3 separate regions of the Homo sapiens genome follow, and regions 2 and 3 are each linked to region 1. A link is a contact called in ENCODE Hi-C or POLR2A ChIA-PET data. All regions are on one chromosome and are shown on one strand. Each heading gives the region's core, a stretch centred on a gene start or an enhancer-like site at or near the end of the contact. The rest is flanking DNA. Distances are from core to core; before and after follow the strand shown.

Evidence for each region. A loop is a pair of places that touch in the nucleus more often than their neighbours do. ChIA-PET counts read pairs that join two places held with the same protein, here RNA polymerase II (POLR2A). Pooled maps may share reads with other maps.
Region 2: a map of mammary epithelial cell shows a loop between it and region 1 (2.7-fold over the local background). The contact joins the promoter of TMEM51-AS1 here to the promoter of EFHD2 in region 1. A Hi-C loop is called at or near these places in 6 of 168 maps with a recorded cell type or tissue (PC-9, aorta, ascending aorta and 3 more), 8 of 37 single-sample maps with no recorded cell type and 12 of 50 pooled maps. POLR2A ChIA-PET finds 5 or more read pairs at or near these places in 2 of 52 experiments (BJ and GM12878).
Region 3: a pooled map shows a loop between it and region 1 (9-fold over the local background). The contact joins the promoter of PLEKHM2 here to the promoter of EFHD2 in region 1. A Hi-C loop is called at or near these places in 8 of 37 single-sample maps with no recorded cell type and 8 of 50 pooled maps. POLR2A ChIA-PET finds 5 or more read pairs at or near these places in 3 of 52 experiments (A673, OCI-LY7 and activated naive CD4-positive, alpha-beta T cell).

What each region holds. Positions count from the first base shown.
Region 1 is chr1:15,407,527-15,411,581 of GRCh38, reverse strand. It overlaps EFHD2 (EF-hand domain family member D2), which reads right to left and starts at 1,694. Exons shown (of 4, transcript NM_024329.6): 1 at 1,303-1,694. The coding sequence starts at 1,610. EFHD2-AS1 (EFHD2 antisense RNA 1) reads left to right here. Exons shown (of 4, transcript NR_183705.1): 2 at 3,675-3,745. RefSeq lists an enhancer at 1,072-1,934 and a silencer at 1,447-2,046.
Region 2 is chr1:15,151,202-15,155,092 of GRCh38, reverse strand. TMEM51-AS1 (TMEM51 antisense RNA 1) reads left to right here and starts at 2,629. Exons shown (of 5, transcript NR_027136.1): 1 at 2,629-2,802. TMEM51 (transmembrane protein 51) reads right to left here and starts at 1,346. Exons shown (of 4, transcript NM_001136218.2): 1 at 1,139-1,346. RefSeq lists enhancers at 1-502, 634-723, 503-1,164 and silencers at 874-1,053, 1,144-1,193, 1,254-1,523.
Region 3 is chr1:15,682,471-15,686,743 of GRCh38, reverse strand. It overlaps PLEKHM2 (pleckstrin homology and RUN domain containing M2), which reads right to left and starts at 2,424. Exons shown (of 20, transcript NM_015164.4): 1 at 2,126-2,424. The coding sequence starts at 2,185. RefSeq lists an enhancer at 1,441-1,500 and silencers at 1,731-1,800, 2,321-2,400, 2,491-2,570.

The sequences.
Region 1 (4,055 bases), core at 445-2,944:
GGGACAGGGAACAGGAGGTGGGGAAAGCTACCAAAGGGAGGGGCACTGGCACCTTCCCCATCCCCTGGGCACACACATGGCTGGGAGAGAGTGGCTGTGCATCTTAGACCCAACAGAGTGGGACCCAGGGATGGGCCGGAGGGAGCTGGGCCCTCTCTCCCTAGCCCCTCCACAGAGACATTAAGATTGTTTTTGTGGGGGGACAGGGGGATGAGCCCACACGCCTGGGGGTGCCCATCCACCCTGGTGAGGGCACACAGTGTGGATCTGATGGAATAAAGGGTAGGGGTGGGGGTAACAGGGCAAGTCACATAGGAAGGGGCCCCTTTTGACCAGGGTGGGTGTGGGACATGGGGGGTCCCTGTGGGGAGGGAAGGGGATATACGGAGTGGGGAGGAGAGATGGGGGGCCTTGCGACAGAAGCAGGGGAGCGGTGACTGCAAGCTGCTGGGTGCACGGGGGTGGGGCGGGCAGGAGCGGGAGGGAGGCCTTCCAAACCCGGAGGGGACTCGGCCCACAGGGACGACTGGAGTGAGGTTTACACCAGAGGGGCAACAGGGGCCGAGGGGTCCCTTCCTAAGGAGACCACTTGTGAGTGAAGGATTTGGGTCCTGGCTAATGAGTGGGTGGGGATGGAAAGGGCAAGTCTTTGCCCCCAGTTTGCTGGTAGACGCTAAGTAACTGGAGAGGAAGTTGGGGGGATCCCTGCCCAGAACCCACCTTGAGGGAGACCTGAGATCGCAGAGGAAACGAAAAGACCTTAAGGGAGGGAATGTGGTTGGCATGTGGTGTCGAGGGGCACTGGGGTGGGTATCTTTGGCCAGCGTGTGTTGGGGTGGGGGTGGGGAACGCGAGTAGCTGGGATCGGGGAAGGAAGGCCGCTGGGTCCTCAGCCTCGGTGTGTGCGGTGTGGGGTGGTGGAGAAGCCCCACTAACAGCGCGGAGGGCCCGGGACCCACACGTGTGGTGGTGGGGGTGGGGCTCGCGGGGCCTGGCGATTATCTGGAAGGAAGCCTGGGGTCCCCCACTCTGTGGACGCGTCTATGGTGTACCGGAGGCAGCACAAATACGAGTCTCCGCCGCGTGCCAGGGGCCGGGGGTCCCCCAGACTAACGTGCGCGGTGAGATGCCGGGTCTCGATCTGGAAGGGGCCGCCGGGTCCCCAACCCCGGTGCGTCTGGGTTCGGGGAAGCTTGGCTGACGGCAGGCTCCCGGGGCGGAGCGGGATCCGGGGATCGGGGGGTTCGGGGCCCGAGACCGGGTCGCGGGGCGGGCGGGGGGCCGGGTCGCGCGGGCACTTACTGCTTGAACATCTTCTCCATGTCCTTGATCTGCTTCCTGGAGAACTCCTTGAACTCGGTGTAGGGGTTGAAGACGCGGCGGCTGGGCGACTGGGGCTCGCCGATGCCCTGGTTGAGGTCTGCGCGCCGCAGCAGCTTGGCGCTCAGCTCGCAGTCCGCGCTGCCCAGCGCCTCGGCCGCCTCGTCGGGTGCCCCCGCCGCCGCCGCCGCTGCCCCGTTCAGCCCGGGCTGCTCCGGGGTCTCGCCGCCGCCCTCGCCCTCCATCTGCAGCCGCCGGCTCAGCTTGGTGGCCAGCTCGTCCGTGGCCATGGTGGCCCGCGCGGCACTCGCCTTGGCCGGGCCCCTGCTCTCAGCGCAGCGCCGCCGGCCGCGCTCTTCCTCTTCCTGACACTCCCCGGGCCAGGCACCGCCCCCGAAGGTGGGACTTGGGCCCTGGCGGGGACCGCGCGCCCCGCCCCCGCCCCCGGGCCCGCGCGGCGTGCGCGTGATCGCTCCCGGCCGCCGGGGGTCGAGTGTACTCTGCGCGCCCCGCCCGCCGTCGTCTGCCCCCCGCGAGGCTGGGGAGCGCGGCCGAAAGCCATGCCCCTCTTCGTGCCCACTGTAGCAGCTGAGCGGGAGGGGTCCTGCTGGGGGCCGGGGCCGGGCGGGAAAGAAGAGGGCTCCTCCCCCGCGGCTTGGGTGAGGAGCGGGGCTTGCCGGGGGGCGGGGAAGCGAGGGGGGGCGCCGCCCCACCCCCTTCTCCGGAATCCCCACGCCGTGAAGTCATAATCCTGTGTCTGTGACACCCTGTCGGTTGCTATGGAAACGACTCGCTGTTAAACACTGGCGTTCTCAATGAGGGTTGCAGGGGTTCCGAGGCGGACCTGGGGAGCAGAAACCCCTGTTTAGGGTGAACCGTGGCGGGCGCCGATGGCCTCTTGGAAGAGGACAGACTAGCAGCTGCGAGGGAGATGGGACTGGGTTTCACCCCTGAAAGGGCCCCTGGAGACAGCGGGTGAGGGACAGGGGAAGGGGCTGGTGGTCCTCTCTCCCGAGGCCCCGCACCATCACACGGATGACTTGGCACAATAGCTGCTGGGCCAGTGTTGTCGCCTGTGACTGTACTTTAGGGAAACTGACAGGGAGATCATGATGTCGCCATTTTGATGGGGTCCCCAGAGGAGAGATGTCCTCCCCAACGGCTCCTGGACAGGACTGGGGAAAGAGTTCAGATAAGTATCTCTGTGGTCTGGGCTGTCACCTTACAACTGCACAACTCTGGACCTCCAGCATCAGAACCACTGGGGCCTAGGTTAATAATACAGATTTTCAGGCTCCAATTTGGACAGACGAAACTGATCTCTGGGGTGGGACCCAGGAATCTACGTGTAAACAAGCACCCAGGGGAGTTCTGCTCACTGAAATTTGAGAATCCCTGATTTAGAAGGAGGACTATGCTCTGTGCATGTTCTCTGAAATGTTGGGTCAATCAGGACCTGTCTACTGAAACTGCTCCAACCAGCCAAGGTGCAGAGAAAAGATGCGTGCAGGGCCGAAAACCAGGGTGCTCTGGAGGCAGGGAGCCCTCGAGAATGTAAAGCCAGCAAGCTGTTACAGAGTGATTTGCACAGAACAGACACTCAGTTGATATTTGTCAATTTGCTGTGTTTAAGAACCTTGCTGAATTAATTTAAAAGGTATTTTTAAAAGAATGAAATTGAGGAAAAAACCTTCAAGGTTCAGAAAATGTGAAGTTCTCATTTACTTGTTTATGAAATTGTTTTTGAGTCCAATAAAGATGCTCAGCTAAAATGGTTTTTTTGTTTTAAATCTCAGAATTAAGTTTCTCTTAGTTTTGGGCAGTTCGGTCCAGCTACTTGCAAAAGACAGGCTTCCATATCTCCTGTATGCAGCCCTGAAGGACCCAACAGAAGTAAAATAGTTATTTAAGGAATGCAAAGGACTAGGGACAGGATGCAGATTAAAATGTTTAAGATGATGTCTGCAGATGATGTTTGTAGATGCTTAAGTTTGTTGAATTCTTAGTCTTCCTCACAAAGCAGCTAATTACTTTCAAGACTCTAGTGAGCCTCAATTTACTCCAATTTATGATTTCCAATGGTTCTGCATAAAACTGGGTTGCCGTTTTATGAAATTGTTTGCATCTGCTTGACGTGGGCGCAAACTTCACAGTGAGGAGATAATGTGAGGGTTTTGCCTTCTTGCAAAACAACTTACATATATATGTGAAAAAACTGGGGTTGGGGTTTGAATTATGTGGACTGCCTGTGCGTAGTAAGCTCTCTGGTCAGTTACCTATTTGGCTTTGTGTGGACACAGCTCTTAGGAGGGAGGGTGGTGGAATTCCTGCTCATTACCTATAGTATCTTGCAGGAGGGCTGCTGAACGCCGGAGCCTTACAACTGTTAAACTCAGGCAGAGCTCGGGAAATGCTGCCCGGATGGGTGAGTCCTTTTAACACCTCTTGGGTTGATTTTTCTCACAGGTTTTCGGGGTTTGCAGAGCTCTGAGACTGTGACCACAGGGTGAGACCTCAAGCTGCCCAGTACTGTGGCCCCATTTCAGAGGCCTTGGGCCTGGGCCAGAGATGGACGCTGGGGCTGCCTTTTACTCCAAGTTTTTTTCTTCATTGGTCATTGGTCATTGGGCTCCAAGAAAAGCACTTTTTCAGGAATCAAAGAAGCAGTGATGGAACGAAAAGCAGAGAAAGCTGATGAGCCCTGAATGGAGGTGAAACTTCCAGGAAATATCACT
Region 2 (3,891 bases), core at 1,380-3,879, 260 kb after region 1:
GTCAGGATCCTCTTGTGACAGGTTTCCGGGGTGTGAAAGCTGTTCACGGTCCCAGGGCCAACAGTTCCCTAGACAAGCTGTTCTCCGGGTAACCCATTCAAAAGGAAAGCCAGAAGCCGGCCGGTCCTAGAGGGGAAAGCCTTCCACCCGCTGACTTACCTCCCGGTTCGGGTCCCTGCCCCGCCCACCTCGTCCCCGCCCACCCCACTCCGGCAGCGCCCGGGTTCCCAGCAGCCAGACCTCCCCTGCTGTTGGGAAGGACCCGCAGTCCCATGCACCGTCACAGGCACCTCGGAGCGCTGCGCAGGACACCCCACGGGCTGCTCCCTGGGGAAACCGTGGGGGAGGGGCCAGGTCTCTCGCCCCCACCGCTGGTTGGGAAAGAGACCATTATCCTGTAATGCAGACCAGGCGCGCCGGGCCAAGCGCCTCCCGTTTGTGCGCTGATTTGAGATCTGATTTGTACTCTGCTCTCCCCTAGGCCCGGTAACGTAACTTACCGCTGAGTGCTTGCTGGGTGCTGGGCATGAATGCCCCGCCGCACCCTGGGACGTTGTCATGTCAGTTTCACAGATGAAGAAACCGACGCGCTCAGGGAAGGACTCGAGTTTCAATCCACTTTGCTCATGCCCGATTCTTTACCCCCGTGTTTGCTTGTAGAGCGACACACACACATACACACACACGAATCTAAATCCCTAAAAGGCCCCGACTTCCATACAGTAAGGGATGCGCGAGCAAAGCGCCAAGGTGGTTTCCTGGGACCTACTGGGAAGTTCTGCTCCTAACCACGCGCTGAAAGCGCTTCTGGCGAAGCCAAGGGTTCGAAGCCCGCCGGGCGGATAGCACCTGTTCCCGCCAACAGGGGGCCCCCAAGGCCAGCTGCCTTCCCCAGCCGAGGCCAGCTGGCCAGGCGCGGTGCCCGGGAGGCGGGAGCGTCCCGCGCCGGCGGGGCGCGGCCGCAGAGGGTGCGGGGTGCGGAGTCCTCCCGGTGGTCGACCCCAGGCGGGAAGCGCTCGGCGGACAGACGGACGGACAGGAGACCCAAACGGGCCTCGGCCCCCTTACACGGCCCTGTGGGGAACCGACAGCGCGCCGCGGGAAGCAGCGGGCGCAAGGCGCGGCGGCTGAGACTCACCCGGGAGGCGGCGGGTCCGGCTCCGTCTCGGCTGGGCGGTCCGGGACTGCGGGCTTCGCGACCCCCGCGCCCCACCCGGGCGGCCTCCTCGGTGGGCGCCGCGATCGCGGGGCTGGGGTTCGGGGGATTCTTAGCCGAGGGAACGCAGTGGTGGAGAGGGCGCACTGCCCTCTCAGGGACCGGGTTGGGGACGCAGGAAGCGCGGCCTGGGAGCGCCGGCGTGCGGGAGGGAGGGACCGCGGGAGGCGGAGGGCGGTGCCGGCCAGGAGCGGCCTCCAGCCCGGAGAAGCACCGCCCACCGGCCGACCCTCCCTCCCGGCCCTCGGCACCACCCCCGGGCCCGAGGCGAGGGATCGCAGCTGAGCGAGGCGGGCACCCACTCCCCAGCGTATGCCGCTGGAGCGCGCTGAGCGTGTGCCGGGGGCTGGGCCTAAGTTCTCCCCAACCCTTGCCAGCCGAGTTGGATAAGAGGGGGTCGGGAGAAAATAGAGCCCTGATCCCCCCTCCTCCCTAGGGCCCAGAGAATCGGTGTGCATGCGTGTGTGCGCGCACGCGCGTGTGTGTGACGGGTGGTGGTCGGGGAATGTCTCAAGCTAGAAGTCCCAGGTTTTAGGGGTTTAAGTGGAGCTGGGAGACCCGCTTTCCTCCCACACCAGGCGCAGACGCCGAGGCACAGCTCCGCCAGCCGCCCCGCCTTTACCTGGCGGGATACTCACCTCTCCTCCTTCCTGGGGAGGCCACCGCCTCCCTCTCCCCCTTCTGCCCTGGGCTGGTTCCCAGCGAGGTGAGTGACCGGCACAAGTAGGGAAGGAGGAAGCGAGTTTTTAAAAACTGAGTCAGCTCACGCCCTCGGCCAGGGTCCCCACCCGATGCGTGGTCCCCAGGGCGCCCTCGGGATCGCACGCCCGAGTCCCGGCCCAGGTGGGGCCCATTCCGGGTTCTTGCGCGCGGGCAATGGATGGGGGCGCGCTGCACCGGGAGCCTGCCCTGCTGAGGGCTCATCCCCAGCTTTGCCGAGAACTTTCCCGGCGAGGCACCGGCTGGCGTTTTCCCAGCCTGCGAGTGGCAGGCGGGCAGCCAGTCTCTGCTCGGATCCACGGAGGCCCGGAGCCGCCACGGAGTTCTGGCTCCGGGGAGTGCAAACCCGAAGTCGGCGCGGAAGCCTCTCACCCGCGGCTCTGCCTCCGCCCCTTGGAGATCTGCCCTCGGAACTGCGTTGCTCTGGCGCCCGAACTAGGGTGGGCTGGTTTCAGCCAGACCGCCAAAAAACGTGGATGCTAAACACAGAGGGAAGAGCCAGCTCCCATTCCCTCTCTGAGCCTTAGATTTTTTTGAATTCCGAGAGAGGTCAGGCCGGGGTCCCCTTCTTGGGTGAGCGTCCAGCCCTTTGAAGTTCAAACACTGAGAAGCCGATAGGCAGCTGGCTGGCGTCACAGGATCGAGCCGAGGACTGAAGGCGCCTCCTACCGGGAATCCACCGCCTCCAGACGAAAATAGGCTGCAATCAAGTTCACTTCCAAAGGCGGAATTCATGGGTACATATGGTGTCCACGTGTGTACACCTGCAGAGTTGTAACATGCGGGCATTTCTCCCCTCAGCCCGCCATTCTGGCTTCTTAACTTGCACCCTAACAGCTCGACAGAACCTTGGCGTCCACAAAAAGGCAAGTTTGGGTCTGCCTTATGATTTGGGGGTGGGAAGGCATTTGGGGAAACAGTCTCCATGTCTATGACAGCAACTGCTATTCCTCACATCCTTGCTATGAACCAGGGGCGGGGTTACCACCCACATCCCCTGAACCATCTCATTTAATCCTCATAACCTAGGAGGCGGTTATTTGTTATGCCCACTTTATAGAAGAGAAGGCTGAGGCTTAAGGAGGTGAGGTCATTTTGCCCAGTGAAAACACAGCTGGGAAGTATCAGGATCTAGACCCAAGATGATCCACTCCAGAGCTTCTGCTCTCCCTCCCATAGCATAATTCCTCCTGTCTGCACATACTCTCCACCCTGAGAGAATGTTCACCTTGCCTGGCCACCTGCAAATGCGGAATAAACATTTGTTGGATGAATGAAAGCCCTAAATAATAACCCATGATTTTAGTGAATAGGGAGGACCCTTTGTGTAGGCAGGTACCTATAATAATATGCTCCCATTTAAGAGCTGTGCGTATTCATCCCAAAGTTTAGACAATGCATGTGGGGACCTTCCCAGGCTCCAAAGGAGTGACAGGAAACAGTCACGTAGCTCTCAGATAAGACCAGGAATCTGGTTTTCATTTGACTCTGCAAGATGGACTTTGGAGAGGCCTGGGGTGGGGGCGGGGGGTGATCATGTCAGAACAGCTGTCCCAGCTCCTAATCTGAAGACAAAGAGCTGCTGTACTTTTCCATGCCAGGGTCATCCCAGACCCGCCCCACTCTGCTGCAGACTCAACTGGGCAGGTCTTGTTTATCACAGGATATCATCTTCAGAGTGTTCCATTTAAGCAGGCTCACCCTGGCTGATCTGGGGAGAGACTGACGAAATTCTCAGGCAAAGCTGAGGCCCAGGCAAAACTGAAGAAGCTACCAAAGGAAGCATGCCTCTCCTTATCCTCCTCTCCTCCACAGCCCTCTCCCTCTACATGGTTAGTTTCTCTGAATCTTCCCTACCATTTATTGAACCCTGTGTTTCACGTGCACTGCATACATTGTGTTCTTTGGTTTTCAAAACAGCCCTAGAAGGAAGATTCTATTATTCTAGTTTTTCA
Region 3 (4,273 bases), core at 1,175-3,674, 270 kb before region 1:
CCATGAGGCGGAGCTTGCACTGAGCGGAGATCAGGCCACTGCATTCTAACCTGGGCGACAGAGCGAGACTCCGTCTCAAAAAAAAAAAAAAAAAATTTAGCCGGGTGTGGTGGCGCACACCTGTAATCCCAGCTACTCGAGAGGCCGAGGCAGAAGAATCGCTTGAACCTGGGAGGTGGAGGTTGTAGTGAGCCGAGATCACACCACTGCCCTCCAGCCCAGGCAACAGAGCAAGACTCTGTCTCAAAAACAAACAACAACAACAACAACAACAAAAAAACACTCCACAACATCCCTAATTTTATCCCTGCTTTACAGATGAAGAAACTGGGCATGGAGAGGTTAATAAGCCTGACCAAGGTTACAGGGTTATTAATTTGGCAGGGCGGGGATTCAATCAGGCAGCTGGACTCCAGAATCCATGCTCCTAACAATGATGCTGCCCATGGCTTTGGTTGTGATACACCCAGGGATGGGTTTGCAGTTTCTAGTGTGACATTTTCTGGGGTGCATTCCAGCTCAATAAGTGTCCTTGTCCAAACACCTACAATTATATGCACCTCAACAAACACACCTAACTCATAAGTGACAGCCTGACTTACAAAGTGAATCTCTGCCTTCAAAAGACTCATGCTTATACATGTGACAGCGTGCCCCATGTCTACTGCCTCTCCATCACAGACTTTCTCCATTCATTTGTTTGAAATCCAAAGACAAACGCCGGGCCTACCTAAAGCCACAATCAGCCCAGATTAGATTAGAAAGGTCACCTGTGTTCCTTTCTCTTCCATTAGGAAAGATGTACTGCTTCTCAACAAAGTATTTGCTCATCCTGCCCTCCTTGAGTAAGCAAAAACCATACCCCATTACATTAGCAAAGCTCAGTAAAACTACGTAAAACTCTTGTTGGATCTCTGCAATGTTACTTTAGCTGTGCTTTTAGAGGAATGTTTTCAGTAAGGGCAATTCGAGAATCTATTTTCTTTTTAAGTCACATTTATCTTTATGAAAGGTAAAATAGCTTGCCTGTGTTGCTTTTGAGGAATCTCAGTGGGAAAACAGACAATTATTTAAATATGATGGTTGATCTAATTAATTCTATCCATTTTGCTTCTTCAAGTAAAATAAGCTGCTGAGTCCCTCACCCAAGCCATTTTCTTTCTCTTTTTTCTTTCTTTCTTTCTTTTTTTTTTTTTTTTTTTCAGTTTCTGAGACTATCTGGTGAGCCAGGAATTCAAATTACACAAACACACACACAGAGAGGGAGAGAGAGAGAAAAATCCATTCTGATTTGGCCATTTAGGTTTTCAGTGAATATGGATTCTTTTAAATTTATTATTATTATTTTTATATCCAGCCCAAAAACGTCAGAATATGGATTCTACCTTCTAGCACGGACCCTTTTGCGGATATGCCAACTTCATCACAAATACATGCCCTTGACAGGTATGTACTCATTTCTACCTGGAATTGGGACAGTGATGTTTACTGCGGCAAGCCCCACAGCAAGGTGTCTGTGGTGTCACCCGGTTCCCCGGATCAGCATCCAAAATGCAATCCCCATGTACTTCAGGTTCTTATAATCAAAGCCCCTAGTGAACCTCTTCAAAGCTACCATCCTTGAGCAAGATTATTCAGGGGACTTCCCAGGAGCAGAGGCAATGTCGCCGGGACCCAGGCCATGGGAAAGTGAAGTTGCTTATCACTGGCCTCCACCCTGACTGCCAGACCCTGGGCGACGCCAGCCTGGCGGGGGGACCCGGGGATGCAGCGGATTCCACAGGAGGCTGCATGGGGTTCCTTCAGGAGCTCCCGGGGGCGCCGCTGCCCCAGTGGGGGACCGGAGGGTCGCTGACCCCTCTCCGGGAGGGCAGGGCCCCGGGCCAGGTTTGGGGAAGCTCCGAGGATGCTGACCTCAACTTTGTTCTTTAAAAATAGCTCCGAGGCCGCGGCGCTCACGTGAGCGGCGCCGCTTCCCCTCTACCGGCCCGGGGCTCCCGGCCGCTCGTCGCCCCCCGGGTCGCGGAGGGGAAGGGCGGGGGGCCCCGGCCCGGGAGAGCGCCGCCGGAGGGCGTGGGGGGCGCGGCGAGGAAGGGGCCCCGGCCGGGAGGGAGGCCGCGCTCACCTTCTTCACCGACAGCGAGATGTTCTCCAGGATCCGGTCCTTCACCTCCCCCGGCTCCATGGCGCTGCCACCGTCGCCGCCACCGCCACCGCCACCGCCGCCGCCGCCCCGCCGCCGCTTCCCGCGCCGGGGGCCGGGGGCCGCCGCCAACCGCTGCCGCCGGCCGTACGGGGGCTCCGTCGTGCCGGCCGCGGGGCCCGGCGCCCGCCGCCCGGCCCTCGCCTCGCCTGGGCCCTCGCTCCACCGCGGCCCGGAGGCTCCGGAGCGCGGCCGGCGGGGAAGGAGGCCGCGGGCTGTGCGCCGCGGCGGCGGCGGCGGCAGGAACTGATGTCAGGCGGGGCGGCGCCAGGGCCCGCCTGCGCCTGGGGACTCCGGGGACCCGGAGACCCGCACAGACCCTTGGCCGCGGCCCTCCCCAGAGACCCCGAGACCCGCCCCCAGCCCTCCTCAAGTCACAGACTCTCCCCGGCACCCCAGAGACACCCTCAGACCCCAGGGACGCCAGAGACCTCGACCCCGCCTGCCGGGGACCTCGGGGCTCCTCAGAGACCCTCCCCAAGCCCTCCTCAGCCCACAGATTCCTTCAGGGACCCCAGAGACACCCTCAGACCCCAGGGACTCCGGACACCCCGACCCCGCCTGCCAGAGACCCCCACAGACCCTGGGACCCCGGCCCTCCTCGGAGACCCTCCCCCAGGCCTCGTCAGCCCACAGATTCCCTCAGGGACCCCAGAGACACCCTCAGACCCCAGGAACTCCGGAGACCCCGACCCCGCCTGCCCGGGACACCGGCCCTCCTCAGAGACCCTGGAGACCCTCCCCCTCAGCCCTCAGGCCATAGACTCCCCCCTGGGACCTCAGAGACACCCTCAGACTCCAGGGACTCCGGAGACCCCAACCCCACCTGCTGGGGACCCCCACAGACCCTGGGCCCCCAGCCCTCCTCAGAGACCCCCAAAGACCCCGAGGCACTGGCCCTCCCCAGAGACCCTGAGACCCTCCCCACAGCCCTCCTCAGCCCACAGGATCCCCCCACAAAACCCCAGAGACTCCCACAGGCCCCAAGGACTCTGGAGACTCCGACCCCACAGGCCAGAGACCCCCACAGACCCTGAGACCCCGGCCCTCCTCAGAGACTCGAGACACCCACAGACCCTGGGCCCCCTCCCGCCGGCCCTCTTTAGTCCACAGACCCCTCCTTGGAGACCCCAGTGCACCCCACTAACTCTGGCCAGGGACCCCAAGACCCTCTTAGCCTGCAAGCCCCACTTATCTTCCTCCCCTTCCTTAGCCCAGCCACCCCCTCAATGTGCAGACCCAGGCCCCCTGGCTTTCGCAGCCTGGAGGACCCAGCACCCCCACCGGGTCAGCCTAGACTCCAGTCCCCAGCCCTAGACCCTCCCTGGGCCCCCTGGCCCTCCACAGCCTCCCCTCCTCAGTGCCTCACCCTCAAGGCCCAGTCCTACATTTGAGGTCCCTGGTGTTCCTCCCCACCCCCAAAACACACCCTCCTCACCTTCAGCCCCAATGCCCCATTCCCACTCCTTATCCTTATCCCTCTTCTTCAGCCCCACGTATCCCAAGGGCCTCAACTCCCTCAGCCCCTGAAACCCACCGTAACAACTCTCTTCCCACACACCCTCCTCAAATCCACCATCTCATAAAGCCCCTGCACTTAGAGGTGTCAGTCTCCTACCTGGCTCTCTTCCCTCCTTAAGTTCCCAAATAAATATATCCTGACACATAGATTAGTCCCTCCTTTTTATTCTCAGACACCCCAGTTCTCAACTCTGGTTCCCTGGTCTTCCCTCTTCTCTGCTCAGGCCACCCCATCCCTGAAGTCCCCTTAGCATCTGAAATACTGATTCATTGCTTATCTCAGAGGGACCCCACAAGCCTCCAAAGGTCGCTCCCCAGCCCCTTAGTTTCCCAAGGAGAGACCCAAAATAGTGGTACTTTGTTTTTTGTTTTTTTTGTTTTGTTTTGTTTTGTTTGTTTTTGAGACAGAGCCTTGCTCTGTTCCCCAGGCTGGAATGCGGTGGTGCGATCTCTGCTCACTGCAACTTCCGCTTCCCAGCTTTAAGCGATTCTCCTGCCTCAGCCTCCCGAGTAGCTGGGACTACAAGTGCATGTGACACCATGCCCAGC